Linked DNA regions of Mus musculus: region 1 is linked to region 2. The links are chromatin loops, found by intact Hi-C in ENCODE. Cell type or tissue: heart. All regions are shown on one strand. Region 1 has its middle 23 kb from the start of Fam220a. Region 2 holds the start of Aimp2 (aminoacyl tRNA synthetase complex-interacting multifunctional protein 2).

Evidence for each region. Peaks named below come from ENCODE experiments on the same cell type or tissue, not always from the same donor. Only the 100,000 strongest peaks of a DNase experiment are listed, where the experiment ranks them.
Region 1: a loop joins it to region 2, with 2.8 times the contacts of the local background. A loop is called at or near these places in 9 of 42 quality-filtered maps.

Annotation. Positions count from the first base shown.
Region 1 is chr5:143,570,548-143,573,047 of GRCm38, forward strand. No RefSeq gene overlaps it. Among named protein-coding and RNA genes, the nearest start is that of Fam220a, 23 kb to the left of the region's middle. In heart, a CTCF peak has its summit at 1,340 (motif pointing right); a DNase peak (open chromatin) is centred at 1,904.
Region 2 is chr5:143,908,936-143,911,435 of GRCm38, forward strand. It overlaps Aimp2 (aminoacyl tRNA synthetase complex-interacting multifunctional protein 2), which reads right to left and starts at 904. Exons shown (of 4, transcript NM_001172146.1): 1 at 646-904. The coding sequence starts at 780. Pms2 (PMS1 homolog2, mismatch repair system component) reads left to right here and starts at 1,066. Exons shown (of 15, transcript NM_008886.2): 1 at 1,066-1,144. The coding sequence starts at 1,122. In heart, no CTCF peak of the experiment used is centred here; a DNase peak (open chromatin) is centred at 976; H3K4me3 peaks cover 2,435 bases; H3K27ac peaks cover 1,733 bases.

The DNA of each region.
Region 1 (2,500 bases), 340 kb before region 2:
ATTCCCAGGGTAGCTATTTCCTGTCTTCTGCTTGGGTCTTGCATGCAATATTCAAAACTTGACTGATCTATTCTGCAAGATCACAAAACTTGGAAGTAATTTATTCTAGAAATTTGTGCCTTTGCACATTGTTCATAGCTCTACAAAGAAGTTTAAAATTTAATCCTATGTAATACATGTGTGTATATGTGCACAAATGTATGTGCACACACATGCATACTGGCAAGGGAACCACAGGGATAATACAGAAAGCAAATTTCCAGGGTGTAGGTTGTGGTTCATACACTGTCACTCGGGAGATAGGTGAACTCTATGAGTTCCAGGCCAGCCTGGGCTACAGAGTGAGATCCAGGACAACCAGAGCTACACCGTGAGACCATGTATCAAAACAAAGTAAAACAACAACAAAATAGCCAGGCACACTTCTTTGATGCCAGCACTCGAGAGGCAGAGGTAGACAGATCTCTGTGTGTTTGAGGCTAGCCTGGTCTTCCAGGACAGCCAGGGCTACACAGAGAAACCCTGTCTCAAAAAAACAAACAAAACGCAAACAACAACAAACCAGGCTTGGAGTAGCTTCTCTTTCACCATCTGGGTCCTGGGACTTGAACTGAGATCCTAAGACTTGGCTAAAATTACCTGAGCCCTCTGAGCCATCAAGCTGCTCCCCACAGTTTCTTTTCAGGTAGGGTCTTGTGTAGCCCAAGCTGTCCTGGAACTGGTGCCCTTCCTGCCTCAGCCTCCTGCGTACGGATTACAGGTGTATGCTGCCACATACACAGAGTAGTTAGCGACTCTTTTCTCAGGGTCTCGGTGACACAGGCTGACCTCAGACTCAGTCTGTGGCTGAGAAGGACCATACAGTTCTGTTGGGCTTGTTTCTGTCCCCTGCAGCTGAAGGACTGCACGCCATGTGTATGCTGAACTGGGAATGGGACCCAGGACTCCTGACAAACTAGGCAAGCACTCCAGCAACTGAGCCACACACTATACTCTGTGTATGATTTTCCTTTGGTCAAGGATGGAAAGGGTTAGTTAGCCCAGTCCTGGGCACCTAGGACACACTGTGAGTAACATTCACTCTGCCTTGTTTGTGTATCTCAAAATATATAGTCTTGGATCCTAAGCAATTTCAGTATCAAACGTTTTCAAAGCTTCTTTTTATCTTATGTCTTTTGAAACATTTCTTTTTTGCCCCTTTTCCTTCTTTCACCTTTTTATGATCTTAAAACGGGCGTGTGTTTGTATGTGTGTGTGTGTTGGCTGTGCATGTGAGTGTAGGTGCTTGTGGAGGCCAGAAGAGGGCGTTGGATTCCTGGAGAGGGAGTCACAGGCAGTTGTGAGCCACCCAACATAGGTGCTGGGAACCAAACTCATGTTCTCTGTGAGATCACTAAGTCCCTTAACTACTGAGCCATCTCTCCAGCCCCATCTTCTTCCTAAGCTCCTACACTCCACCCTGTTCGTGCTAGGTTAGGGTTCTACCGCTGAGCCATGTCCACAGCGCCTCACCAGGATATTCTGTGATATTCCAGGTCTGTGCTCCCAGCATCTGAAACACTGTTTTTCATTCTCCTGCAGCCCAAACGCACAACTTCCAGCAGTAGAGCCAAACACTCCAGATGAAACCCATATTCAGGTTTAAAACTTGACCTTGGCATTGGTTCTGGGACTGTTCATCAAGTCTGGGCTGATTCATGAGAACATCCTGTACTGTCCCCCACAAGAGCCACTGGAGACTCAAACTATGAGAGCTGATGCCCAAGACGGGGAGGCAGGACTTTAAAGTATCTGTCCCCCTGGAATCTCAAGCACTGCAAGGCTTCTTAAGGCGCCCTTGGGCATCTTCCAGCTCCAGGCGGGGCTTGGCCTTCCTAGTTGCCTCCAATATTACCTCTTTTCCCAGAAATAGGATTTGGAGCATTCCCCATGTGACATAATGCATCTTATAGTCAGAGGCAGGAAGTGAGTGTTTTCCGGTCCGGCCTGGGAGGTCCCCTGGAGGTGGAGTTGGCCAGGGAGGGCTTTCCTTTTCAGTCCCACTCAGCTGAAGAGTATTAGGGCCGGGTTAGAAGGTGGCTATCTGTTCTCCCCCCCCTCTTTTTTTTTTTTACTGTGTGTGATGTGTGTGTGTGTGTGTGTGTATGTGTGTCTGTATATGTGTCTTTGTATGTATGTTTGTGTGTGTGTATGTTTGTGTGTTTGTGTGTGTGCCTGTATGTGGCATATATGATATATATATATATATATATATATATATATATATATATATATGTGTGTGTGTGTGTGTGTGTGTGTGTGATGTATGTGTGTGTATGTATGTTTATGTATGTATATGTGTATATGTATGTTTGTGTGTATATGTGTTTGTGTGTGTGTTTGTGTGTGGTGTGTATGATGTATATGTGCGTGTGTGTGTGTGTATGATGTATTTCTATATGTATGTTTCTGTGTGTGATATGTATGTGTGTGACATGTACATGTGTGTATATGTACATGT
Region 2 (2,500 bases):
ACAGCTTAAACCTGTATAACCGCTTTGAAAAAGAACTTAAAAAGTGGAAGGCAAACCTGCCCACTGGGCCAGGAATTCCATTCCTATACAGGCTATTTATGTTAGCTAGTCTATAAATTCCAGCGCCCATGAGTGAGGACCGGGCAGATAAATAAGCGGGGTGTGGCCAGGAACAAGATCACTCACTATCGTTATAACAAAATCTTGTACAGTATGCCAGACAACAGAACACATACTATGTTTCCAGACCATCAAGATTATATAGCTTAAAGATAGCCTCCACAACCTAACCGCGAAAAAAACAACACATAACTACAGTAAAAGTCGGGACCTCTTGTGGAAAAGTTAAACTGGGAAGGATGGGGCACTAAACCCGTCAACCTGGGTTATGGTAACCCTGGGATCGCTCTGAAAATTCCTCCGAATGAGCATTTTTCGTGTTGTTCACTTTTCTGTGCGCCTGGAGATCGTGACAGGAACCCACAGCAGCACTCATCTAGGAGGATTTTGTCGGACCCGGCCGCAGAAGGGACCGGGACCCTAGGCAGACACAGCGCCGGCGCGCTAGACTGGACGAGGGATAGGGCAGGGTGCGGCGCGGCACGAACGGCGCCTGCGCACCAGGCAGGGGCCGCACGCTCCTACCTGCACGTGGCCCGCGTCGGTGGCGGGGCTGGTGGTCTTGCTGTGCACGTTGGGGAGCCGGTACATGCAGGTTGGAAGCTCTACATGCAGAGGTGCGCTGCCTCCATGATAGGGCTTTACCTGGTACATCGGCATGGTGGGAACCCAAGGAAGGTAGCGGGCGAGGGACAGGAACGCTCAGAAGCCACCCAAGGCCACCTCAGACAGCAGCCGCCTTCTTTCTGACTCTGCTGCTGGCGTTCCGGAAAATGAAGTCCCCGAGCTTTCATTGGCCGGGCTGGTCTAACGTCACCAACTTGACCTTTGAGTTGGCCAATCACCGGTAAAGAGGTCTTGGCATGCCTTCGCTAGCCCGCCCGGAAGGGGCGGATCATATGTCAAAAGCAACCAATGGGTGTTCCAGGAGACGCGTCTTTTCCCGAGAGCGGCAGCGCCAACTCTCCCGCGGTGACTGTGACTGGAGGAGTCCTGCATCCATGGAGCAAACCGAAGGCGTGAGGTGAGCTGGACTTGTGGTCTCCGGGCGCATTCTATAGAGTTCCCGGTATCCCGGTCTCTTGAAAGGACCGGAAGTGGCTGAGGCGCGAGGCGGGCAAGCTCGCGGACTGGACCGGGTCCTCTGTGAGGAAGCTATTTCCTCGGCATCCTCCCGCCACAGGCCGTGCACTTGAAACCCAGCACGAAAATCAGTCGCCGTAGACAAAATTCGTTTCCGCTGTTTGTTTATTTATTGAGTCTTTATTCTTGAAGACTTGGGGAGGGAGGCTTAAAGGCTCACGCTGATCTTGCAGTCAATAGGGTTTTTAACTTTTATTATATTGAGGTGCTTCTGTGCGTTTGGTGTAGTGTTCACAGGCGGCATCATAGCAGTGAAGCACATCTTCGAAGGCCAGCACAGTTACATTCGGTGACAGATTTGTAAATGCAAATTTGCTGTCTGTATTTTAACCTTGTGATTTCCCCAGAGATCCTTTGCAGTTAGAACGAGTGCAAGTGTTTGTTTTGGTTTTTTGAGGTAGTGCTTTGAACTCGGGATCCTCCTACTTCAAACACCCGAGTGCTGTGATAACCAGCGAGGTTCTGTGCAAGGTAGATTGAAGAGAAAAGAGGTTGGTTGGTTTATTTCACCAGGGTTTTTGGAAGTCTACTATATGTCAGACCATATGGAAAATACCCTAAAATTGTTACTGCAAGGATGCACCTATGTTCTGTTATACTTTTATGGGGCATTTCATAGCCGGGAAACTATTTTTATGGTGACTAAACCGTAGGGGAATTAGTGATAGTAGATTGGGACCTTGTCGTTGCTAGACTTCAAACTTCATATGATAGGCAATGAGCACCACTAAAAATTTAAACCTAAAGATTTTTTTCGACTGGATTTGTAATTGTAAAAAGAAATTGGTGGGAATCAAGCCACACCTATAATCCGAGCAGGAACAGGCTCAGCAGGAGTTCATAGTTACCTTTAACGACATAGGGAGTTTGAGGGCGCTCTGGGCTACCTTGGAACCTGTGTCAGAGTGAACAAAACTGGTGGTAGCAATCAGGGTAAACTGGAGACAAAAAGGCGATTACCCTAGGCCAGCCAGGACAGAAAGAGACTTAACCCGTTCGCTGAGTGTGGTCGTGAGGTGGGACTATCATTTGGAGGCTGAGAATGAACTCTTGTCTCAAACATGAGCTCTGAGGACTTTCATCAGAGCAGTGTAGGCAGCATGGATTTGGGTACAGGTTTCAAAAGCAATTATGAGAATAGTTACATAGTTGGAAGATGATTTTTGTCAACCAGTATTTCCCACCAAACTTTGACTTTTTAAGAATTGTGAGCCAGGCGTGGTGGTACAAGCCTTTA